Regions from separate parts of the Homo sapiens genome. Here regions 2, 3 and 4 are each linked to region 1. A link is a contact called in ENCODE Hi-C or POLR2A ChIA-PET data. All regions are on one chromosome and are shown on one strand. Each heading gives the region's core, a stretch centred on a gene start or an enhancer-like site at or near the end of the contact. The rest is flanking DNA. Distances are from core to core; before and after follow the strand shown. Region 1 has its middle 17 kb from the start of MIR3130-1. Region 2 overlaps KLF7 (KLF transcription factor 7). Region 3 has its middle 41 kb from the start of MIR1302-4. Region 4 holds the start of LINC01802 (long intergenic non-protein coding RNA 1802).

Region 1 (6,714 bases), core at 1,903-4,402:
ACTGCTGGGGGTGACAGAGCAAGAAGAAATCCAGGGGTTCATTCGATTAACTTGGAAGGCTCTTACTAGGGGACACTAGTTTATTGAACAGGCTGGGTCAGTAGCTCCAGCAGGCTGGAAACAGCTCCATCTTCTTCCCTCCCTTGCCCATCACACTGGCTCTGCCAGCTCTCCCTTCCCACCTCAGAGAGGCCATCTCCGGCATATGCCAGAGTATTTTTGGTTGCACATGGCTATTAGCAGAGCCTCATTTTAAGGTATTAAAAAGCTCATCACCTGATCTATTCTCAAAATATGCAGCTCTCACCCAATCTAAGATTCCTTCCTTTCTTCCAGCTCAGTAATGAGCAGCAGGGGGAGGAGGCTGTGGAATCTTCTTTTGCTGTTTGCCCCCCTTGCTCTGTTTTCTGCTCCTCCTGCCCCGCTCACTGTGCTGCCTCTGGCATCTCCAGGGCCAGGTGGGGAGGAGGGACTAGAGGTAAATGGGTCTATTCACTGGTGACCTTGCAGTCTGCGAGGATGCCCTTTGTGTGCTAGATGCTCAAGTGCTGGCTCCTCCTCACATGAGTGACTTTTGTGGGTTCTTAAGAGACACCCCTACTCCCACCTCTCTTTCCATGGCGTGTCTTTCTTACACCACAGCATTCCCTGACCTGACCCCCACAAGGCACTCTCAGGCTGACTGTGAAGACCCCATACAGCCTCTTTTTGCTGAGATTTCTGAGCTTTGGCAGGACGTCCTCTAGGACAGGTGCCTTTCAGGATGACTCAAGCCTGCTAGTTTCTTCAGCATTCGTTTAATCCACAGGAAATATTATGCATCCATGCCATCCCTTCTCCCCTGCAAAACTTGGAAGCCAAAAGCCTTCTTACAGCCACCTGTTTTTGCTCTGCCATCAGCAGCAGCTCCAGGCAGCCTTCTGCCTTTGGGCTTTTCCAGGCAAGAGTCAGGCTTCTATCTCCAGTCACCTTCCCACACCTCCTACTCTCACCTCGCACTCCCACCCCCGACCAATGTTTGAAGGGTCTACATCAAGCTCTCAAAGGAACTTGGAGTCCAGGCTTCTGGGTGTCACTTCATGAGTTGTGCCTCTACCCCACTGAGTGAACAAATCTAAGCCACCGAACATACCCTGTGGGATTGGGGTTATGCCCCCACCCTTCCTCTCCATACACTGGGCCCCATGCATGGCAGGTGGCTCTGTTAAAGATTACTGACCATTTTTCTCTTGAGACTATTGTAGCTTTTACAGCGCTAAAAATTTTAAGCATAACACCCTTCTCTACCATCATCTTAGGCAATTTACAGAGATAAATTTATGATTTTGCATCTATAGCACATGAAGTATGGATTTTTAAAGATTCATTAGAATATATAATTCTCACATAAAAACATTTATACTCATAAACAGTATTTCCATAAAGATGATCTCATTAGATATAAAGTTTATCTCTGGTGAATTAAAGTTAATCCTGAAAATCTTGTCAACCACACATAATATATGGTACCTAATGTATCTGATACATTCTGAAACAGATAAGTGGATGAAATATTTTTAAAGCACCACATCTAGTAAGGCAGCAGAGAATTAGAAACGGATTTTATTTCTTGTTCTTCAATATAGTAATTGGTGACCTTGAGAAATGCCATTTAACCTTTTCATGTCTCAATTTTCTCATCTATAAATAGATATAATCATCACAAAGACCCGCTGTGAGCAATAGATGAGATAATCTTGAGAGCTCTAAAGCTCTACATATAACAGAAAGGCATTATTGGGATTAGGGCAGAGGATCTGCAGCTCTGCTGTTGCCTTGAACAATTTCCATGATTCTGTGACTCACTTTTACTACCTGCAAAATAGACACCGGAAGGCGTCTCTCCAGTTTTCCTTAGAAGGCAGAGTCTGTATAAGAGAAAAAAGCTGATTTCAGGGTCCAGCAGATTTAATTAGCTGCACAACCATGGGCCAACTCTCGAGTGTTAGAGAGGATAATGATGACTACCTCACAGGGTTGTGAGAATCAAATGTCTTAAAGGAGAACAGTGCTTAGTAAATAGCTAACAGTGCTCAGCCTGTACAATTGTTAGAATCAATATTGGGTTTCCACTGAAAATTACCATGGGGTTACCTTGCCGTTTACTGCCTAGGTCCAGTCATTTCTGAATAAGATTAGTTGCTATGGTTACCTTCCCAAAACACCACAGTTGAAAACGTGTTGGAGATGGGAATCGATGGTAGGAGGCTTTAGCGGAGGACACAAAGCAACTTCAGCCACTGAGACATTTTAATACATGTAAACTCCTTCCCTTGGAAACCTAAGTCACATTTTGCCAAAATGGAAATGAACTCAGGAAGTGGACTTTCAGAAGTTCTGCATTTGGCCAGCCTCCTTCCCCCATCACCAGGCCCTCAAGGACAGGTGCGTTCTGGCCCTGAACCAGCTCCAGAGCATCTCAGTTTCTTACCCCAGGATCTGGCAGTTGGAAAGATGTTGGTTGCCAGGCAGAATTCATCAGATTCACTTCCCAGATGCTATCGCTTCTGATGCCGAAAGAAAAATAGGTTGCCCAGCAATTGAGGTTGGAAAGGACAGGTGTAGCTGAGAAATGCACAGTGTTGCACAGAAAACAATAATGGGTTATTTTTGTTAAAATTCATTAGCATGCATATTTGTATATTCCAGGGGTCCTCACATCCCGCAAACATACTTAGTCTCTGGAGGGGCTAGCACTAACATCCCCGGTTAAAGTGTCCCCCACAGGAGTGTTATAAATGGTATTTGATCTGTCAGAATCAGTCACAGCTCCAACAGCTCTCAGCAAATGAATACAAGTTGGTCTGACCCTGCTTCCTGTTTCCAACTAAAGCAAACCGAAGACCTGAAGAGGCCTCACAGGCAAGAGTATTTTGCACCCGCTCCTAGTGAAAAGACTCTTTTCTGCCTGGTCTTTTTTCCCAGACATCCCAAGGAGCTGTCCTGCTCTTATTTGAAATTCAAACCAGAAGGAAGTCACCTCCGCAAATGCCAAGTGTCCAGCCTCCACTTCCATGATGATTCAGCACCACCTAGGGGCCATTGTCATTCATTTCTTGCCAGGCTCATTTCTTGCCATATTCATTTATTGCCACAATAGAATTCCTTTTTAAGTATTGCAGCTGCACCCGCCACCGCCCCCTCGCCACTGCCATCCACATAAGAAAAGTACAGAAGCTTCTCTACACACATTTTTCAAGACTCGGTTCCAGATCTACTTCAGCTGGAAACTCTGGTCCACTAGCTTAGCACACAAGGATCACTGCTGAGGAGTGTGGTTCACATTTACAATACACCACGGGGACTTCGCTTTATTATTATAAGAACTGCTATAAGCATCTACTACATGACAAGGCATATATAGTTATTTCTAATGTATACAATAGTCCTTCAAATTGGGTAGTAATCCATTTTACAGATGAAGAAACTAAGGCTCTGAGAAGTTAAGCAATTTATCCAGATCCCAAACCAGGGTTGACTTACTCTTTTCACTGTAAAACGCTGTCTCTCTAATCTTACTGTGCGTAGAGCCAACATGGCAGTGAGGGTGCTCATTTTAATGATTCTAAAGCAGAACATTCAAATAAATCTTGTCCTTCAAAGAAGTCACTTTGAAGCCTATTCTGTCATGCCAATAGCTAATGCTCATAACAATTGAGTCTCTGCTATAGGAACTGCCTTCAGAGCTATTTGTGAGCTGCACGACCTAATCTCATTACCTTAAAGTATGTTATATGTTTGAAAAAAATATGGTAGATACCATTGGAGGACTGAAGGATGTGCCATCCCAAAATTTGTATGTTGATTATTTCTAATGGAAAACAATGGAGAAATTCTAGTTTCAGAAAGGAAGAGCTGATCTATATCTTCCTGTATGGAGCAAGGGATAAAGAATCCTCTGGGACGGATACTCTTCGAAGGCCCTGAGATTTATCCATACCAGGATGAGAAAATAGCCCTTATCACCAGAGACTTGGAGGCTGCAAGGAACCCGAATAAACAAACTTACGAACAAAATAACCTTTATCTTCCACTTGCTTTACACCCCCTCATATATCTCCTGTGACTCCCCTAGAAAATTTTACTGTCCTAGCCAGATTTTCTTTCTCCTGTTGTTTCTTCTCAAATTTATCATTCTTTGTCTAAAAAGTATAAGAATATCTTACTTTGGCCTCTTGTTCAGACTTCACTTTCTTGTGAAGATCCCCAAGTACATGTAAAACTAGTAAAATTTATACATTTTTCTCTTGTTAATCTGCCTGCTGTCAATTTAGCTTCTACATCCAGCTGACCAGCCCACTAAGAGCTAACAGAAGGGTTGAAGTTGATCTCTGGTTCCCCGGTACCATGCTGTTCAAGCAGTGTAATCTCCCAGGTCCCTCCTCAGTAAATTTCGATTCAGTATCACTGGGACAGGCCCAACAGTTTGTGGTTTTGTCAAGTACATGTGACTGTAATCACCAGGAAAGCTTGAGTAACACTGGTGCGATGATACAAGCATGAGCTCTGGGGTCAGAAGGACTTGGGTGCAGATCTGGCTCTGCCTTTTTTCTAGTTGTGCACCCCTAGGAAAGGCAATTAAGGCCTTGAGTATCAGTTTATTCATCTATAAAATGAATATTAGTAATCATTAATAACCACCAAACAGGGGTGTGAAGACTGAATGATATAATGGGTGTGAAATGCTAGCACAGTGCCTGGCACATAGTAGGCACTTAATACATGGTCATTACTATTGTTAACTTAATCACCCACTCAGCTTAATGAATTTGCCCTATGTGACTTTTTGTTATTTCTAAAAATTAAATCCACAGTGAAAGGATATGAGGATACATAAAATACACTATCATAACGTATATTATACTTCATTAAAAAGTAAACAACTAAAGATCCTTAGGAAAAGTGATAGATGATAGATAGCCAGATAGGTAAATTTTAGGATAGGAAAATGTTCTAGAAATGAAAAACCAAACATTTAAAACAGTTTAACACTCAGGAGAATAACAAGTTTCTAGAAATACACACACACACACACACACACACACACACACACACACACACACACACACTGATACAAAAGGTAGAAACAATCCAAGGGCCCATCTGCAGATAAACAAAATGTGGTATATACATACAATAGAATATAATTCCATCTTTTTAAAAGGAAGGAAATTCTTTTTTTTTTCTTTGAGACAGGGTATCATTCTTTCCCCAGGCTGGAGTGCAGGGGCATGATCATGGCTCACTGCAGGCTCAATCTCCTGGGCTCAAGCCTTTTTAATTTTCTTGTAGAGATGGGGGTCTTGCAATGTTACCCAGGCTGGTCTTCAACTCTCAGCCTCTCCATCTTAGCCTCCCAAAGTGCCCGGGCGAAAGAAATACTGCCACATGCCATGACACGGATGAGCCAGAAAACACTACGCTAAGTGAAAGAAGCCAGTCAGTAAAGAATAATACTGAGCAATTCCACTCTATAAGGTGTCTAGAGTAGTAAAATTCATAGAGACAGAAAGTAAATGGTGGTTGCCAGGCACTGGGGGAAAGGGGAAATGGGAGTTACTGTTTAATGTGTCAGTATTTCCGTTTTGCAAGTTGAAAAGATTCTGGAGCTGGAGGGTAGTGATTGTTATATAACAATGTGAATGTACTCACTGCCACTGAACTGTACATTTAAAAATGGTTAAGATGGTAAATATTATGTTGTGTATTTTATCACAATTTTAAAAAAAATTAAGAAAATCAAGATGATATCAAATCACAGTTAAATATGAGTTTCAGAAATAGCTTGTTCGGTTTGTGTTGCTACAAAGAGCCCCATGTGAGTGAAATACTTCTAAGTGTACAGATTACATCCTTTGGAAAAATGAGCAAGTAAATTCACAAGTAATTTTGCATCTGTATTCTCAAACAATGTGACCGCACTGCCTTAGTTGCCTGTTTTTCTTTCAAACTATTCATTTACAAGATCACTCAAGAAATGTTACTCAGCTAAGTGGGAGGCTATGACTGGAAAACCTGTTCTGCCTTAACCCTGGCCTGGGGGATGCTTTGAAAAATGGCTGTGGTGCATGGAGCACTCTAAGGAAAACACTGAGGGGTGTTATCATCCTGTCTTAAGGCACTGTGATCTGTGCAGAGCTCTGCCCTGGGGCAGCTGGGCAAAGAGCAGGTGCATCCAAGGCTTGGCCTGTGGCCTGGATGACGTGGAACCCCCGTTACAATAGCCTGCAACAGCACAGGAGTAGTGGCTGTCGGGGGAGCTTCATCTGAACCCAAGCTGGTGAACGGGGCTTTGCCCCTCTGTTTTATTTATCTTTAATTGATTTTCTTTAACACTAGGTTTTCTTCAGGCCTCACATTTAATAAGATGGAGTATTTTTCTGATGAGTGTAAGCAGCATCTGAGCACTTCAAAGGTTCTCGAATAGAATAGCATTGGCTCTTTGTCTAATTTAACTTAAAAGTTATGACGAGGTGAAAGCTCATTTATATATTTAATATATTTCATGTCTTTCTTATTTATTTATTTTTTGAGACAGAATCTCACTCTGTCGTCCAGGCTAGAGTGCAGTGGCATGATCTCGACTCACTGCAAGCTCCACCTCCCAGGTTCACACCATTCTCCTGCCTCAGCCTCCCAAGTAGCTGGGACAACAGGCACCCGCCACCACGCCCA
Region 2 (6,131 bases), core at 2,489-4,988, 270 kb before region 1:
AGAGCCGCTAGAGCGAGCAGGTTTTCCAAGAAGTAACCTGAAGACATTTTGCTCCCAAGAGGACTGGTTATTTAAAACAGTGCATTAATGGACATTTGAAACACATTAAACCCCTTTCTCATTTCAGTTGTTACCTCCTAACCCTCCAGGGGATCCCAAATTTGAAAGGAAAAACCCGGCCTGGTGTTTCTGGTGGTGTCCTAACAAGCACGCTTTTATCCAGGGTTCAGATTTGTTCATGTAGAAAAAGAGTTTCTAAGCCACTGACAATTTTTTTTTTTTGTAATTTCAAATTATACTTCTTTCTCCTGCCACATGACTGTAAGTCATAGACATGGAAACCTGAAATTATAATGCTGCTCCTAGCTACTGGCCTCCTGCCCCACCCATGGTTAATGGCTCAGCTCAATGCCTGGTGGTAATGAGTATTATGTCCAGAAAAAGAGATGTTCAGATTCCATGACAAAGCTGCATTTTTGTAAAAATATTGGAGACCCCAAAATGAACTTCATGCTGACCATTTCCTCCTCTCTGTGTGCTTTCCCTTGCAAAGCCCTTCAAATATCCTCTTCTCTCGACGCCATCTCCTCTCCACCTGCACCTCTTGTGCCCTTTGTACATCTTTGATTGCCTGATGATAACAGGGTAAAAGGACAGCCAACCTCATGCCTGATTAGCAGAACTGAATCCTAGTTTTAAAAAATCTTCTCTGGCTTCAGAGAAGATTTTATAAGGACTTTTGTTTGGGATAAGCTTTCCAGATTATCCATGTCTATTTGCATCAAAGGGGAAAGAAATGGGGCTTTTGGATGGCTCTTCCAGTGCATTCGGAACATTGCCTCTTGCCTTTATTCCTGCATTTTATGGCAAAGCCAAAAGAAACTCAAGTTGCAAGAACAAAACCCAGTGACTCGTTTTGATGGTTCAAAATGGTTTCCTTTATGGAAGTCACTTCATAAAATGTTAAGTAAAAAGTGGGAAGTGCTTCTGTCTTCTCTTTTGCATGAGTTGCTTTTAGGAGCAGGAAGAAGGTAGGCAAAGTAAGATAAAGATGCAACACATTTAACTACAAAAATCAGGTTCATTTTTTAGTTTATTAGAATTTTTTTGAAATCTTAAGAGGGCCAGCATTTCTGGCTACAATTTTGCACCCAGAACATTGCCAAAATGAACATTCAGTAAATAGAACCTGATTGAAATTTACTCCTGGAAGCTTTCCTTTGCATTTTCGGGAAGTGGCCACCTGCCAAGCGCAAGAGTTGGGGGGCAGGAGGGGAGGACTCAAATTCAGGGTGTCTGGATTAAATTTCGGTGAACATGGTGATATCTCAGTTTGAAAACTAGAGGGCCTATCCTGAGTATACATCAATGTCTCTTTGATGGCCTACTTTCCTCAGTGAGGATCTTTGGGAATACTTGAGATGGAACAACAGAAATGTGTGAAAGGAAGCAGAAACTTCTTGTAAATAACGTGACCTCCCACGACGAACTGCCTGAGGCTTCAGGGTTTTTTCTTGCTTTTAACACTCTTAAATCTCCTCTGTTGGTTCCTAATAGATCCCAGAAAAGGGAAAAATAAAGCTGCAGTTAACTTTCTTATGTGCATCCTTCCAATAGAGTACTGTATTTTTCAGGTGTTTTGCATTTAACATAAAAGTCCTCGGGAAACAGGTGTCAAAAACAGAGAGAGAAATCCTGGGCCATCACTTCACAAATATCCCAAACAAGATATTCTTTTCAAACAGGGCTCCCTCTCAGTGGTCATGAGGGAAGGTTGATAATGTTCTTTGTTGGGGACTGTTTATACAATTTTTTTTCAACTGTGAGCTTTGGAATCGTAACTTGCTGTGAGTCCAGCTTCTGTCTACTGCCATAAGATGGACCCCACGTCAGCATAATGAGGGTGGTATATATGCTCGCACCTAGACATGCGCATATGTACCTGTCGTACCTTCACGGAAGGAAAACAGGCTACTGACGTTTCGGAGGAGTAGCCACCAGTGCCTAATATCTTTTGGGGGGGATGGATGCTTATAATTGCCAGTATATCGAAACCACACTGGGAGTTCCACATAGCGGGGAGGGGTTGGGGGTGGGCAGAGGGGACATTTTAAACCTAGGCCTTTGGACTGGAGGCAGAACGATTTCTGCAAACCTAGGTCCTGAAGGCTTTGGGGCTTATTGGCTGGTTCTCAACCTTTTTGTTTTTTCTTCCCAGCATGCATTTCCTATCTAAACCCAGACTTAGTTTAATTTCCTTATCTTTCACTTCTGCTTCATTCCAGGGAGGAAAAATACACCTGTTAATGGCCAAGATCTCCTTGCTAACACAGAGGCAAAAATAAATGTCTAATGTTTTTGAAGCCTCCCCTTCCTTTCCACAAGCCCCCACCCGCCCCCGCGTCAAGCTCCTTCTCCCACTTCCTACTCCCACACAACTTCCCAGCCACTGAAACTTTTCTTTCAAATCTCTATTATCCTCTTAACAGTTGCTTGAATAAATTTATTTTTGCACTATACATTTTCTTTTTGCCAGATGTGTCTAACAAGTGTGTTTGGAGAGACCTACTCCCAGCCCCGTCTCCTTCCCCGCCTCCCCCCGTCACATTCTCTCAGGCCTTCTCTGGTATTTATAATATATCACAGAAGTACCCAGTCTTATAGCCCTCGGTTATGCCTTTTTTTGACATTTTATTTTTTTTAAGCTTTTTATATATATATATATATAAATATATTACTTTGTCAAGTTTTTTTGCTGTACAAAAGTCTTAAGATTTAAAACTATTATTTGTATTATATGATGGTGGTATGTTAATGTTACAAAATTATTAATGAAGAAAAAATTTATTTTTGTTACTGGTCTGTTTCATAATTCTTTTTTAAATTGGTATATTGTAAGATATCTATGCAAAAAATGTTATGTGACGCATTTTTATTTAAGAATGTAATATGTGTAATAAACAGTAGAATGTGTTTGGCCTTGGAATACTTTACTGTATTTCTCCTTAGCTTGTTTCACTGGGGAAAAAAATCTTCGAAAGACGCAAGTGGGTACTTACATACTTCGTGAAAGTTTTCTTTCTTGGAGAAAGGGAAAGCAAAAGGTTGTATTAGGTTATCTTCGTTTGGGAAGTTGTGTGTGTGTGTGCGTATGTGTGTATTTTATAGTTTCATTGAGGCAGCTCAATGCCCAAATAAGGGTCACTGAGTTTATTTCTTCAAGGGGAAAAAGGGAGCCAATTGTTGGAGATTATGAAAAGCAATATTTTAGAATGATAGAGATTACAAGATGTTATTTGTTTAGGGGGTTGGGAGAGGCTTATTGAAAGCGGTTTATTTGGCGAGAGAAGGAGGCAGTTTGTTCTGGGATGGTGTTTAATAGGAACCTATTGGGAAAGGATCTTTGAAGCAGTCTGTGAAGGAGGAAGGGTAAAGATCAGAGGGAATAATTTAGGTGAGGGGTAGGGGGCAGTAAAATGACAGGAGGTGGTTGGAGTGGGGAGGAAATGGGTAACCGGAAGCCAGGAAATCCAGCTGGCTGTGGAGAGTACAAAAAACTAGATGGAAATACAAGCAGCTTCAGACCCAGAGAAGAGAGGGAGATGAAAGCCCCAGGGAAAATTCTCAGAACTGAAAAGAAAAGTACTAAAATCTCTGCCACACACGACTTCCAGGAAAGAGCATCACCAGTAAGGAGGAAGGTAGAGAACCCAGCTGGTGGTGTCGCCTCAGCATCCCGAGCTCAGCGATTCCCCGAGAGAAGTGGTGTCATTCACAGGAAACAGCAGTAAAACACATTTGTCACATGGGACACAGCAGTAGTCAAGCTTTCTTTGCATTCTTTGGACTTACAGAAGTGGATACGGTGGTGAATAACCTCTATCCCTAATCAAATGAATCTGACAAGAAACTTTCCAATAAATGTTTACTTTAGAAACCGTGGCTAGTGTGACTGAATTTGCTGCATGGACACAGACATTTCTCATGTCCCTGAACAGGAAACAGGTGTCAGGAGTGTAACAGCGGGTTTGGAAGGGAAGCTGAGTGATCAAGTTCTTGCTCTCATAAAACTCAAGGTGAAGAGAACAGTAGGTGCTGCAGGGGCCGGGAAAATGGTTTTGAAGTGTTAAGCATCAGCTGCCACATCTCCCGAACAGGCAAGTGAGCTGGGCAACACGGCAGCTCAAAGCTGACTGAGAAGAAACCACATGTGTAGTGGGGAAAACACAGCCCCTGGAGTCTGAAGACCTGCCTCCTACTCCCTGTGTCTTCAGTAGCTCTGGGACTAGATGAGTAATTTCATTCTGATAACCAAAATCATTTACCTGGAAATTTCTCTGAGTGAGGAAGGATAAGATAGCTTGGCAATATTACCTAGAAGAAGGCTCATTATTCCACTCCCTGACTTACAAAAAGATATCACATTGAACATTTTAGGTGAAGGACAAATTGCACTGTACTGAAATGTTCAGACAAGAGGGTGGTAAGTCTAATCTATCTGCCATAAGGAAATGAGATGGTTTACATAAGTGAATATGCTAAAAGACTTAAGCTTACATATTTAGAAATGAAATTTTTGCTTAAGACTGGTCTAAATATATATATTGCCCACTTTACAACCTTTTTGAGCATCCATTTTTACAATATAATATAAATTCAGGGATGACTCCAGACTGCCGGGTTGCTTGCCCTGGCACAAAATGACTCTATACTTTATATTGGGTGATTCTACTTTCTCTTCTGTGTTCTCCCTATTTAGAAGTTGCAAGTTCTTTGTGTGTCATCTTCTAGAAATATTTATCTCCTAGTCAACTAGACGATCAACTAGGCAAGCTTGGTAACAAGAATTCTTAAGTGCAAAAACAACTATAATTTGAATCCAACAGGCAGTAGTCTGAAAGTGTAACCTGCATGTCCTAGGGGGAAGAAGGTGCGTACCAGCTATAATCTGTGGTTGTATATGGAGTTGGGAATGCTGGGGTAATGGAAAGAAGTCTCATAAAAAGCAGAGTTCAGTGGAATTGATAAATAATTTATTATTTGTAGCTCATTTTCCACTTACAGGTTTAGAAGAGGAGATGGTTAAAACTTTTAGCTAAAATAAGATTTTGAGGTCACTGGCAGGTGATGGTTTTCTGTTTTATCCATGAGCCAATTCCTAATTCCTTCTCCAACATTAAATATTTTATCTGAGAGTTTAAAAACTATCAACAGTTACTGGCTTGAACTTAACCTATTAACTTTTTTGCCTGATCATGATATAGCTATACATACAACAACACTATATTTAAAAATGAGGAAGTGATGACAAAGTTACAGGAGGGTGGAAGAACAAAATTTATGTTTGTTTTATAAACATTTACTTATGTTTCTGAAATTTTTCATTTTACGTACACTGCATTTGAGTAGTCCAATAAGACTGCATACACTGAATAGGTATTATTCATCACCATGACCATTTGCTCTCACAAATGGTAAAACTGGGGGCACAGAAAGACAAATATTGCATTATCTCACTTATATGCAGAATCTAAAAAAGTTGAACTCATAGAGAGTAGAATCGTGGTTACCAGGGGCTTTGAAGTGAGGAGGGGTTGGGGAGATGTTGGTCAAAGGATGTAAAATTTCAGTTCTACAGGAGGAATACAAGGATCTATTGTACTACATGGTCACTATAATCACTGGAAATGTATTTGTGCAAAAATCACTAAGAGAATAAATTTTAAATGTTCTCACCACAAAAATGGTAAGTATATGAGGTAATGCATATGTTAATTATGGCTTGACTGAGCCATTCCACAATGTATACACATTTTAAAACAGGTTGTTTACAATAAATATATATGATTTTTATTTGTCAATTAAAAACATAATTCAAAAAACAAGTAGAGAAACTGGGCTTCAAAGAGAGTAAGTGACTTGATCAAGGCCCAGGGAACACAGTAAGTGGCAGACTTTTCTCTATACCTCACTGCTTCAGGGTGAGGAGGAGTCAACTTGATGCTTATGTACATGATGTCTCCAGACATAGTATCACGATTGACATCATTTCCCCATTTCCACCTCACTAGACACAGAAGGTAACCTGTAATATCAATAGCATCACCACATGCTACCATGGGAGGCGATCT
Region 3 (6,458 bases), core at 916-3,415, 510 kb before region 1:
TAGTTGAAAGCTCATCAAACTTATACAAGTGCAGAGACTATGAGATGGAAAGACAGTTGCATTTCAAAGAAGACCAATAAAACAACATCACTTTTCATTGTTTGCAGCTTTATAGTTTCTAAACCACTTTCTCATGCTGTATCAAATCTATCTCGCATGCATCCTCTCTTCCTCGTGGGATTCTCTCATCTGCCTGAGAGTCTCTCATCCTTCCCTGTCCCCTGCTTGCGCTGAAGTTGCTTGTTCTGAAGTAGCTGTCACTTTTGAAGCCAAAGGGTTTTGGGTGGGGCTGCAGGGTTTCACCACTCATGGTCAATCTGGAGACTCTGTCTCTTCCAGACACTCCCAGGCTTGGGTGAAATGTCATACTAAAGGACAGAGGAGTTGATTTCAGGGGAGACTGGGGAGACATGGGTAAAGATAAGGCAATATGGAAGCGTGGGGCGGTAAAATCTCCAATGGGTGAATATTGACCAATGTTCTGTTCTCTCTTGATACATTGCTTCAGGGTAGAGTTTCTCCATGTAAGATGTCCTGTGTGGTCCAATGGATGCTCTTGTCAAGTGACCAATGTGTCCCTTTGTGGCTTCACACGAAGCAGTAGTCAATGTAGGAGCCCACCCGTGTTTTATTTCTTCTCATTCTTTCTGTTTTTTTTTCTTTCCCTTTTCCCTCATTCCCAATGCCTAGGGATTGTACCTCCTACTTAAAGCACCAGCACTTGATCCCTGCCTCAGGCTCTGTTTTCTAGGAAATTGAGTCTATACATATTTTATTTCAAACTCTTGCCAACATTTTGACTCAGGCAGGTATTTTTGTTGTTGTTGTTATTGATCATATTTTAGAGATGAAAAAGCTAAGGCCCAGAGAGTTTAAGCGACTAGCCCAAGACTACATTCATTCATTCATTACTTCATTTATTTAGCAGACATTTTTCAAACACTGTCTGTGTGCCAGGCACTGTTCTATGTGCTGGTGGTGACTAAGAGAGACAAGGTTATGCCTTCATGAAACTTAAATATGAATTGGTGGAGACAGATGGTACATAAGTAAATACATCAATCAACAAATTAGGGCAGTGGTAAATTATATTATTCTATTCTATACAACAGGGTTTTGTGTTAGAAAGTGGAGGGAAGGCAAGGAGAGCTAATTTATAATGTGATCAGGACAAGCATTTCTGAAGAGGTGACACATGAGCTGACGCCAGGGCTAGGTTAGAACTTCTAGAGGCTCTAAAAACTCATAGTTCCCCATCCCTGCTTGTGTATTGTAATTCGAATAGAAACAGTACCATGTTGTGTAATGAAGTCCAACATAGAAGGTGCCTGGTAAATATCTGCTAAATGAATGAATTAATGAACAAATGACAGATTCTTATTTTCCCCATGATGACTACTTGGATTTTAAAAATATATATCAAATTTCAAATTCTCCTCCCAACCCCCCAAAAAAACCTTTTTCTGGGAGAGTGTTCCCTATTGAGTAATGCAGTATTTGTTAAGGGTGAAATGATTAGCAGACTACAGACACTTTTAGGACATTGTAGGCAGAGGGAACAGCATGTACAAAGACAATGAAGTATGAACCAGCCTGAGTGACTTAAAGGAACAGAAAGATAGGCTGATGTGTCTGGGGAGTAGCAAGTGAGAGGGAGAGAGGTGTGAGATGGGGTAAGAGAGATGGCAAAAGCCAGATGATACAATCTTGAATTCCATGATGAGGGGTTAGGATTTTATTTTAAGGGCAATAGGGAGCCATAGGAAGATTTTTAGCAGGTGAGCGACATGATGAAAGTGATTGCTAAGTGGTAATTCTAAGTCTAGAACTCAAACCTCTGACTCCTGGACCTAAGTATTTCTATACTAAGCAGGTGTCAGAATTGGAACCAGGGGCTAAAGTCTGAGGCTCCCACTCCTGTGATAGAGTGAAGCCTAGCTTCATAGTCGTGTCTTGTAATATGAGGCCTTCAGATGACGCAACAATATGTCTCCAACTGTACCCTGTTTCCTGGCAATAGATAGTATGAGACAGACTCATGAAAGCACATCTGCTCAATTGGGCCTGTGTTGTTCCATCTATAGACTGGGACTGATGTAACCTCTCACCCATATAGGGAGGTGGTGGAGTGGTGACTCACAGGTCATCAGGACAGGAAGCATGTGATGTTGGGACTGCTGAGAATCACCAGTGGTTCTCATCAGTCTGAATACTCCAGTCGTCAGAACAGCAACATCTATCCTGTCATTAAAGAAGTGAACATTATGGAGAAAGTGCTTCATCCAGTGTAAGAGGGCTATGTGGTTATGTGCAGTAACAAGGGAAAGGCCAGCAGGAGTCTCATGGTTTTAAACATCATCCAGAAAAATGGCAGGGAAAGACTGGTAACCACCATCTGATGAGTAAAGTTTTATTCTGTTACTGTTTGTTGCTTTTGCCTGAAAAGGATGGAGGATTTTCTTAAATGGGACACCTTTGCGAAGAATTCTGAGATTCTCAATAAATGGGCACGTCAGTGCATATGTCGGGGGTCACTATTCTGAGGAGGATTCAGGACTTATCCATAGGCTTGAAGCTTTTCTCTCCCTTTCCCTCCCAACTTCCATTTTCTTAAAAGAGAACTCCAGTCTGGAGACACAAGCTCCTGTTTTCTCAGCGATGCCTCTCTCCAGGGAGGAGAGTGGGACCAGGCAGTTCTTGAGGCCTTTGGTAATTCATGCACCTTGTGCTTTTGCACCGTAAGTGCACGAATTCCCAACACTGACACAGCCATCCCCTTAACTCCCTAGCCTGTACCCCAGAGCAGCTGTGCTTTCTTCTGGCTCTGCAGATATCAATTCCTAAATAGGATGCCTTGAGGACATCAGAGAGACTGCCCCCTCCAGCTGATCACTTATGTGACATTTTGATGTTATTAATGTGTGTTCATCTGCTCCCTTCCTTCTCCCAAAAGGAGACAGGGAGAGAAACATTATTGAATAGAAATGCGGGGACCCACGGAGTGAGCATGCAGGAGGGGGAAGGGAGAGAGGAAATTTAAACTGGAGAGAGGTTGATGGAGCTGAGGGACGTGGAGAGGACTCCAAGGGGAGTGGGTAAACGACAGTTTGTGCATCACAAATCACACCTTCTCTCGAGTCCAACTGTTTCACCATCCTGCCCCCACCAGCCCGGCGCCTCTTAGCAATTCCCCGGCTGTCAGCTCTCTACCTGCTTGGCTCTGGCTGCTCTGCTCAGAGCTGCTCCCCTGGGCCTCCCTGGCTTGTCAGTGGGCTGCGTCAGCATCACGCCACACTGTCTCCCGTTGGCCCGGTGATCAACGCCTGACGGGCCGGCCCTCTCTCCCCTCTCAGCTGGGGCCAATGGGAGTCAGGGGAAGGTTTTGGTTACAAACGAAAATAAAATAAATAAGTCATACTCCTGCACTCAGGAGTCTGGGAAGAACGTCTTCATGGCCTCATAAATAATCTTTCCTTTTAAATCTGTCCTTCTTCTTCTAGATGTGCCTCCCACCCGCCCTCCACCCCGGCCCCCTTGGGCTGCCCCTTACAGTGCAGGGAATACAAAATGAGAGGCTTAGATTTAGACTTGGTGTTGGTAATAGCACCTCCCACAAAGGCATTTGTACCGTGTGTGTGTGTGTGTGTGTGTGTGTGTGTGTGTGTGTGTGTGTGCGCGCGCGCGCGCACGCAGGAGCACATGCACAGAAGCCAGCAAGATAGAATTCATGACAGTGTTATACTGATCCCACCCTGACTCATGGTCTTCTGACTTTTGCAACAAGTCACCCAGCCCCCTCCCAGGTTACCCCTCGACCCTGTCTTCCTACCCCAAAGCTCTCAGTTTATTTATTTCTTCCCATTACAGGGAAGCTTAAATGTGGGGATTAAATGGACTACCCTATTTTAAGATGCCTAGAAGTTTTTCTTAAAATCCATATCTATATCTCTCTTTATTGGACATTTAATTAAAGTTCATTCACTTTGAATCTTCTGCTTAAGACATTGTCCTCTTTTTCAAAACATATACCTTAAGGTAGGGGGTGTTATTAATCTCGTACCTTGAATGTGAATAAAAGTGCTTGAAAATTGGACCTCAGAGGGTCAGGAGAGATGGCCAGAACTCCTGAAGACCCCGTGGTTGTGGGGAGGAGGGGTGCATGCTAGAGAAAGTCTAGGGGGCTTTGCTGGATTGCCTAGGGTTGCCCAGGAGCTTTCCTAAGCATGATTCATCTTGGTCATCAGGCGGGTGTCCTCTGAGCAGATGCCGTGGTGGCATGAGGAGACAACCATGGGCACAGGGGCCAAAGAGTTAGAGGGGAGCTGGGGAGGAGAAGCATTGAGAAATTAATGCTCAGTGCACGAGAGGCCCCCAAAGTGGTCAGTTTTTTCTTGAAAAGTCTTCATTTTAGACCAGGGTGGGCAACCTTCCTTGGCCACTCCTCCCACACTCCCTTCCTTGCCTCACTCCAATGCACACTGCATGAAGAGAGTGGGAGTTTGCCCTCTATTGACTGCGTCCAGAGAGGGTCATCTGACCAGTCTTCTGGTCTGTTAAGGGGTCCAGGTGCCTGGTGTGCTACGTGAGGTTAAGAAGAAAGAAGAGAATGTGAAAAGATTAGATTTTTGGAAATGTTGCCCAACTTCTGCCAGATGGGAACATTGAAGGCACTACATGGCCATGGGCTTTCCTCTGAGAAATGCCAAGATGGAGCCATGTTGGTTCAGAAGGACAGACAGGCAAGATATCTGCTGCCATTTAATCATTATCTAGGAAGATTTCACAGTGTTCAGAGCCACACACATTTTTATCTCTTTGATCTCTTTCTAACTGCTTCCTCTGCATGGTTGCCATGCTGAGGCAGTGGTGAAGTTTTTATAGACTGTACTTTTGGTGGGTGGAGTAGCTTCCAGATTGGGTTGTGGTACAAGATGCAGAAGACTTCATCGCAGAGCCTCTGCATAGAGGTGGATTTGCCATGAGGCTAGTGCATTTTAAGCTTCAGGGCCTTTCACTTCCATGGGCTCTGTCCATGGCTCTGAAGCTGGCCAAAGAATAATCACACTTGAGGATACATTTTGCCCTTGGGAGGAAAGACTCCAGGAAGAGATCTAGGTAGGCTCTGTTTCACCAATAAATTCCAGGGTCCTGTGTACTTGGAGTGAGATCAAGAAGTAGGGGGCATGGGTTTTGAGCAGACATGTCTCCTAGCCCTGCAGATTTCTTGCCCTGTGCAGAGAGACACCAAGGGCAGAGGAGCAGAATGTATTCCTGTGAAGTACAGGTTCCCTCTTGCCTGGATGGTTCTGATGGTATCCCGATACGATGTCTGAGATTAGGAGTATGTGGGTATACAGGGAATAACAATATTTCAAATAGAGCCAGAAGTTAGCTTTTGGAAAATTATTCCACATCTTACACTTCATATGTATAAAAGAAATTTGATAAGTTCCCCAAGATTTGACAACTATCCTAATAGTTTACATGAGAATGACTTCTGGAACTAAAAAAAATAAAAAATTTTTTCTAAACCGTCAATAATAGAAGGTGAATTTTGGTCAATGATGCTAGAGGAAAGACTGAATTGCTTTTGAGTTTTTCCTATAGGAAAGAATTTACAAAATCCTTGTCATGTGAAGAAGTTACTAAAGAGCATGCAGCAAAGATTGTAGAGGAACAAGTATTATAGGCATGTGAGGATGTTAATTAATAAAAACATTACTTTTTTGGTATTTGTGATGTATTTGATATTTTCCCACCTTATTATTTTATATTTAGAGACAGTGTCTTGCTCTTTTGCACAGGTTGGAGTGCAGTGGTGCCATCATAGCTCACTGCAGCCTCAAACTCCTGGGCTCAAGTGATCTTCCTGCCTCAGCCTCCTGAGTAGCTGGGACTACAGGTGCAAGCCACCATGCCCAACTCATGTCCATTTAAAAAATTAATTACATTTTATTTCCTCATTCTAAATAAATATTCTCTTTTTGTACCCAATTTATATTTTTAGCTTAGCATTGTTTTCCCTCAGAGAAGCTTTGAAGTTTTATAAACTTCAAGTCCCATAACACCTGTACCTGCCCCTGACACCCTAATCCTTTTTGGGTAACAGTATTCAATGGCCTTCATTTCCTAGCCTGGCAATGAGAGAAAATTTTTGTAATGACTTCATATCCTCAGCAGGTTGGGTCACATAGGCTGAGCCCAAGTTTAAAAATGTTTATGAGACCTGGGATGTTTAACAAACTTGCAAAGCTCCATGATCTTGAATAAGTCACTCAACATTGTAGATTTTAGATTCTTCATCTGTGAAGTAAGAGGGTCAACAAAATGTATTCTAGTTGGCTCTCCGCCACTAATATCCTATGCTTTTTCCACTGAAACAGAATCTGGCATTGGTAATCAGTGGTGGAGGAATACCCCAATATAAGCTGAGAACTGTAGGTATCAGTTATCATCCA
Region 4 (6,701 bases), core at 3,715-6,214, 460 kb before region 1:
AACTATGCAAGGGGTCAGAATCCAAGCTGGAATGGAAAAATGAGGAGAGTTGGCTCAACCCTCCCAGGACCACTCTTCCCCAAAGAGTAGAAACAACAGTATATTAAATGGTTGTTGCAGGTCCAAGGACGTGATCAGCAGCAAAACCATCAGAGAAATTAAAGGTCGAACAGAGATAGGAAATTAGGAGCTAGGCAATGTGGAGGACATGGCTGCAGGAACCAATGGAAGAGTAGATTGAAACGAAAGTCCTTTCTCCTAAATATGCTGGAGTCGGAGTTGCTGACTCAGATGGCTACAGGTGCCAGCCAACAGCATGAATAGTTGAAGAGGCTTAGTATAAGCTTCGTGCTAGGCTCCTTCTACTACAATTAAACATCATACCCACTAAGTTACTTTGGCTTTTTTTTTTTGAGACAGAGTCTCGCTCTGTCACCCAGGCTGGAGTGCAGTGGCGCGATCTCGGCTTACTGCAAGCTCCACCTCCTGGGTTCATGCCATTCTCCTGCCTCAGCCTCCTGAGTAGCTGGGACTACAGGCGCCTGCCACCACGCCCTGCTAATTTTTTGTATTTTTAGTAGAGATGGGGTTTCACCGTGTTAGCCAGGATGGTCTCGATCTCCTGACCTCGTGATCCGCCAGCCTTGGCCTCCCAAAGTGCTGGAATTACAGGCGTGAGCCACCGCACCCGGCCTACTTTGGCTTTTAAAACATTGTGGGGATGTGTTGAACAGTAAAACAAAATAACTTTTTGGGTTTCATATTACCCCAGGCTCCCAGACTGCAGCCTCTGAACTGGGGAAGGTAACCCTCTAAAGGAGGAGTGTGATTCTGCAATCATGTGGATGGAGCTTATGCCTGTTCGTGTTTTCAACACGGAGTCCTTGGAACTAGCACTGCATGTTCACCCTGCCAAGGGAAATTTACAGCTGAGGGCCTTTGGATCCTATCCAGAGTAGCATCTCTGTCTGCCCCACTGGATACAGCTCAGTCTTTGGTCATTGCAGAGATCTTTTCCATTTACTTAGTGTTCTGGGGCTTTAAAGGGAATGTGCACTCATGCTTCTGCCACCATTTCTTGGTTTGCCACCACTGAGGCTAGCTCATCTCTCTCTTGGTCTAGGTTCTTCTGAAAACACAGCCTCAGTCAAGAACTGAATGCAGGTGTTTTATTTGGGAGGTGACCCTAGGAAGCAAAAGTGAGGGCATGGGAAACTGAGGCAGGGGAGGAGGAAAAACTAACACACAGGTGCATGGAGATCTCTGCCGTAGGCATACAGAGTGGGGGTGGAGTGTCGATCCATTGACTCTCAGTGGTTGGAGACAGGAGGAAATTGACTTAACTTCTCTGGCTGTCTGCGTTTTCCCTGTGTGAAGCTCCCAGAGCTTCAGAGAAGCCCTGAGGCGGCAAAACAGAGAACTTTAGTAGCAAGCTTGGGATAGGTGTTGGCAGTGTGGATCTGACTTGAGGGAAGTGGCACCATGCAGGGCATCAAAAGTAACTACTACAGTCTATAATGTGAAAGACCCATCCAGGAAGGACCCGTCCATCCTGGGAGTGCCACAGACTGGGTGCTGCTGCCCTGACCTGAGCTTGGCTTTCTTACCTCTCTTCTGCCCATTCCTTGGACAATGGGAAAATTGCTCCATGATATCAGCCCAAGGATGCCTCTTCTACACTGTTCTTTTCCTCCCTGGCTTTCCTAACACTCACACTCATGGGTTTCCATGTGTGAGCAGTAACTGCAAAACTTACTTCCCTTCTCTTTCCTCCTTTACCTTCTGTCTTTTTTTTTTTTTTTCCTTTTCATAGAGAATGGGGGTCTCACTATATTGTCCAGGCAGGTCTTGAACTCCTGGGCTTAAGCTATCCTCCCGCCTCTGCCTCCCTAAAAGCTGGGATTACAGGCGTGAGCCACCATGCCTGACCTCCTCCTTTACCTTCTAATGGCCTTTCCTTTTCCTTTTCTCTTCCTTACAAAACGTGGTTGTCTCTGACATTCAAGTCCCTAAGGCTCCAATCTTCTTCCTCCCCACATCCCCAGGGATATAATTTGGTCCCCAGTTTCAGCTCTCACAGCTGTGTCACTGCCTCCAGCTGAACATCTCCAGGTAGGTTTTTCTCTCTATTTCTGGCTCTCTGTTTATCCTTACCCATCTCAAAATTACCTGGCTATTATGATGCTAATTCAAGTTTGAGAACCTCCCTTTAAGTGTGAAATCTCCCACAGTGAGTTGGATCCTTCTTTTTTGGTTATCTTTTATTCAGCCCAGATCAATATGTCTAAAAGTGACATTTTAGACATATTGACCCCAGCCCATGCCTTTCTCATGCTTGCCAATGTCCTCTCTGCCCTAAAAAAAGAAAAGAAAACACTCTAACTATCCAACCTATGTGCATGCTACTGTCCATTCATGTCTACATGTGTTCAAATCTGGTACCACATTTAATTCCTCAGTGTCTTTGGTGGTGGCAGTCTACCTGGTATTCATAGGCCACGGCGTGGAGTCAGACTGAGGCAGATCATGAGGTGCATGGCCAAACTCACTAGAGTCTCAATATACAGGGGTGTTGTGAGTCAGAATGCCAATGCTAGAAGGATCACTAACAACTGGCTTGAACAACTCATCACATTAAGATGAAGAAACTGAAGCCCAGAGAGATACAGAGCTTTGACAAAGGACACAGGCCCGGTTCATGCCAGAGTAGGGCCTGGAGTGACCATGTTCTGTCTTCCTTCCCAGAGCCCTTTCTACAATAACATAATTAAACAAGGAGCCTGCATCAGGGACTTTTTGAGACGGAGTTTCACTCTTTTTGCCCAGGCTGGAGTGCAATGGCACTATCTTGGCTCAACGTAACCTCTGCCTCCAGGGTTCAAGTGATTCTCCTGCCTCAGCCTCCCAAGTAGCTGGGATTACAGGTGTGCACCACCATGCTCAGCTAATTTTGTATTTTTAGTAGAAATGGGGTTTCACCTTGTTGGCCAGGCTGTTCTTGAACTCCTGACCTCAGGTGATCCACCCACCTCAGCCTCCCAAAGTGCTTAAATTACAAGCATGAGCCACCACACTGGGCCACGTCAGGGACTTTTTACGTGCAAGCAGAGGGTACCGAGCTCAAACTAGCTCAAACAATAAAGGGAAGTTATTTCATATAAATGAAAAGTTTAGAGGTATCTGGCTTCAGGTGACATTTGAACCAGAAGCTTAAATATGTCAACAAGAACAGGTGGATGGAATGCCTGATTAACCTCACCTAGACCACGTAAGTCCCAGGATCATATGAGAAATTCAAATAGAAATAAGGGATATTGGAAAAGGGGAATGAAGACAATAGATGCGTAACAGGGGCCGACAAAAAAAATCACGACAATATCCAAAAGGGGACAAAGATATGTGATATGAAGTCCAAATGATCCCAGTCATAGCTGGACTATGTCCACTTGATTGAGTACAGTTGGAATGGAGATCTTGCTTTGGGGTTGAAGCCAGAGGGAGCTCTGGGACTTTTTGTTTGACAACTGCCCCTGGATAATTCATACCTGTGCCCTGAACATTCTTCCTACCTGTTCAGAGGGCAGGGCTATATTCTTGGGGTGGCCTGGACTCCACTGGAAAGCCCAGCATGCTGGACAGTTCTGCTATTTTAAGAGCATGTGAGAAGTAGAGGGAGCTGAGACAGCTGCCCAGCTAGGAAGAAGGTCTAGGAGCCAGACCTTCCCCGTGGGCAGCCGTCTTCCTTTGAAAGCTGGTCGGTGGTCAGGACCCTGGTCCCTGTCCTCTGTTCCTCACAGTCGGTAGACTCAAAGCTCTGCTTATTCTTCTTCACAGATGCTGTCTCTTCCTCTACCCACCCATCTCTGCCTCTACTCACCACTGCCATACCTCAGCTCCCGTGTGAATTGCCTTGTGCCTGGGCCGTGGCAAGGGTCTATAAGCTTGCCTCCCAAGCTTGCTCCCCACCTGCCCCCGCACATCCTGTGCCCTGTGCTAGGGAACTCACCCCTGACAACAGTTTTGGCATATCATTCTCCCACTCCAAGCCCCTAATCCAAATTCAAATGTCACCTCCTCTGAGACCCCTTCACTGCAGTGATCATTCCCACTCTGAACCCCAAACGGAATGTCCATCCTGCCCAGTTGGAACTGATCAGGTTTTCCTGCTTTCCATTGTTACAGTTTCAAGCATCTTTGGTCTCTTTACTCTGATGATGTGATCCTGGACGATAGAGATTTACATGTCTAACTATGACTCAGTATACAGCTCTATACCCCATAAGTAGTAGATAAACAAATAATACTAATTCCTTGAGGTTAGCCTCTTTAGCTTCAAATCTTGGCCAATTAAAACTTCCTTATCGTCATATCTTTAAATCTCTAGAAATGTAGGTTTGAATTTTGAAATAGGAAGAAGATAAATGGAAGATATTTTCCCGCCCCATTCTTGCAATTAATTTTCCTTGTCTGCTTGAGTATATACCAGCATTGATATCTACCTCTGACTTAATTTACCAGAAGGTGCTCTAAAAACCTAACCAATGTGCATCTCTACAATTCAAACGGGCATATGGTTCAAAACACCAAATTTGTCATGTCTCTAGTGTGCTGAGCTCAGAGGAGTATTTCAAAAAACAAAACACACACACTCAACATGGGTTGAGGGACAGGACATTTTAAATGAGAGTTTTTAAAGCATCAAAAATATCACAGGTGTGTTCTTTCTTGATGCTTACCCATTTAACTATTCTGTAGTTATGGGACCAAAATTCATCCCATGAGCTCAGCATTCCTGCTCTTGAAAAGGGCTGTGTGGGGCTGGACGGATAGTTAGGACTTACCTGAGCAGGAATAAGTTTTCAATGGTACAGGCAGATGCTTTGGGAATCAGGAAGTGACCTGCTCCTCCTTGAAATGACTCTGGGCTGGGGCAATGGTGACACTGCCACCTCATGGGATCTGGGGTTACCTGGTGGAGGAAAGACGCAGGATGAAGAGAACCAGGTATAACCCTGCCACTTGGAGTTTTTCCTACAACTTGGGCTGGTGAAATGCTGAATCTCAGTTTATGTTCAAAATAAATGAAACCTCATTCTATTACCAAAATAAACTGCTCACATGTGATGTTGATAATGAGACAGCCAGACAGAAGCTGCCTTCATACCAAAACAAGTGAATCAGGTGGTAGGAATAAATGAACAAAGGGCAAGGCATTGTCACTGCCCCTTTCCTTCAGCAGTAGAAAGACTGACTAGAAAATTCATACGTAAAGAAAAAGACCTTTTTTTCTGTTGTTACAACCTGAAACGCCATGGAATTATTTGATAGAGCCTTTTTTGGAGAGAGGGTGTGGGCAGACATGGTAAGGGCAGATCCTGTGTCTGTCTGTGTCAGGGGCAGTATTTGCGTTTGCCAAAATGTTTATGCAGACACAGAGAGGAGGGGACTAAGCTATTTGGCCCTGTGACACCAAAAAATTATAATTGTTGTTATTGGAATGAATTGTGTTATGTGTTAAAGTCCTAACTCCCTGCACCTCGAGATGTGGTTGCATTTAGAAATAGGGTCTTTAAAGAGGGAAAATGAAATGATCTCATATGGGTGGGCCCTAATCCATGGTGTCCATGATATCTGGTGTCCTTGTAAGAAGAAGTTAGGATGTAGACAGACACAGAGGGAAGACCTGTGAAGATGGAAGACCTGTGAAGATGTCACAGGAAGGTGATCATCTGCAAGCCAAAGAGAGACACCCTTAGAAGCAACCACCCCTGCTGACATCTTCATCTTGGGCTTCTAGCCTCCAGAACTGTGAGATAATAAATTTCTGTTGTTTAAGCCACCCAATCTGTGGTCTTTGCAGTCCTAGCAAACCGTAATTGTTAAACAGGAGCAGAGGGAGGCAGACTTACTATGGAGAAACACAATATCGGGGCAGCACTGTGTTTTATTGTGAATGAATAAAGGAAATAATCCATTCATTTCTTCAGCACATACTTTATTTCTGATCTTTAGAGGGTGGCATGTAGCAGCTGGGAGAGGCTCTCCCTTTCATTGTCCCCAGCAGAGAATAGGAAACATGCTGTGTGGGCTTAAAAACTTCTGGCCACCAGCCACTGGCACCCTGTCTCTGGGAAGCAAGGATAAATCTGGTGATCCACTGATCACTGAGCACTTAACAATGATCACTGGAATGATATAACTATTATCTTTTCATATTTCTACCAGACTTAACCTTGCAGGGTCAGTATCATCCCTGAGCTTTAAGTTCTCAGCTTGTATATAACCTTGGATGAAACTGTGAATGTTCAATCTGGATAAAATAATTAATGTCTTTTTATTGCCCCTTTCAGAAACACACAAGGTCCTTGTTGGCCTCATGCATGGAGTATGGACAAGTAGCTCTTTACTTAGCTGGTCTTACAAGCTGCTTTGCAAATGTATCTGGCAGGTGGTGCAGTGCATGGGGGAGGGCCCGCAGTCTGTCCCTGGAGGCTCAGCTGAGTATCTCTGGCTAAAGCATCATCTCAAAGGCTTGAGAAGCCTAAGCTCCAGCCCCCACCCCTTCTTGAGCTGATTTCTCCCTCCTGACTCATGTCTGCTGCCTCATTTGTGTTACTGTGCAAATGTTTAGCCAAGAAGCCATACCAGGCCGAGTGCCTATTTATGACCGCCTCAGGAGTTTACAGTCCAGGCACTGAGGC

The links. Hi-C counts contacts between places; a loop is a spot of excess contacts on that map. ChIA-PET counts read pairs that join two places held with the same protein, here RNA polymerase II (POLR2A). Pooled maps may share reads with other maps.
Region 2: a map of endothelial cell of umbilical vein shows a loop between it and region 1 (6-fold over the local background). The contact joins two enhancer-like sites. A Hi-C loop is called at or near these places in 5 of 168 maps with a recorded cell type or tissue (Caco-2, GM12878, chondrocyte and 2 more), 1 of 37 single-sample maps with no recorded cell type and 10 of 50 pooled maps.
Region 3: a loop to region 1 is called in a map of Caco-2, with 3 times the contacts of the local background. The contact joins two enhancer-like sites. A Hi-C loop is called at or near these places in 1 of 168 maps with a recorded cell type or tissue (Caco-2) and 9 of 50 pooled maps. POLR2A ChIA-PET finds 5 or more read pairs at or near these places in 1 of 52 experiments (naive thymus-derived CD4-positive, alpha-beta T cell).
Region 4: a map of naive thymus-derived CD4-positive, alpha-beta T cell shows a loop between it and region 1 (29-fold over the local background). The contact joins the promoter of LINC01802 here to the enhancer-like site in region 1. A Hi-C loop is called at or near these places in 2 of 168 maps with a recorded cell type or tissue (CD8-positive, alpha-beta T cell and naive thymus-derived CD4-positive, alpha-beta T cell) and 7 of 50 pooled maps. POLR2A ChIA-PET finds 5 or more read pairs at or near these places in 2 of 52 experiments (Panc1 and activated CD4-positive, alpha-beta T cell).

Annotation. Positions count from the first base shown.
Region 1 is chr2:206,797,054-206,803,767 of GRCh38, reverse strand. No RefSeq gene overlaps it. Among named protein-coding and RNA genes, the nearest start is that of MIR3130-1, 17 kb to the right of the region's middle. Within about 2 kb of position 3,152, at least 2 of the 41 ENCODE cell types and tissues checked have a DNase peak (open chromatin) inside an H3K27ac peak, as active enhancers do.
Region 2 is chr2:207,071,943-207,078,073 of GRCh38, reverse strand. KLF7 (KLF transcription factor 7) reads left to right here. Exons shown (of 4, transcript NM_003709.4): 4 at 1-3,937. Among named protein-coding and RNA genes, the nearest start is that of MIR2355, 35 kb to the left of the region's middle. RefSeq lists an enhancer at 6,082-6,131. Within about 2 kb of position 3,738, at least 7 of the 41 ENCODE cell types and tissues checked have a DNase peak (open chromatin) inside an H3K27ac peak, as active enhancers do.
Region 3 is chr2:207,307,283-207,313,740 of GRCh38, reverse strand. No RefSeq gene overlaps it. Among named protein-coding and RNA genes, the nearest start is that of MIR1302-4, 41 kb to the right of the region's middle. RefSeq lists an enhancer at 2,636-3,385. Within about 2 kb of position 2,165, at least 10 of the 41 ENCODE cell types and tissues checked have a DNase peak (open chromatin) inside an H3K27ac peak, as active enhancers do.
Region 4 is chr2:207,258,708-207,265,408 of GRCh38, reverse strand. LINC01802 (long intergenic non-protein coding RNA 1802) reads right to left here and starts at 4,964. Exons shown (of 3, transcript NR_146973.1): 1 at 4,842-4,964.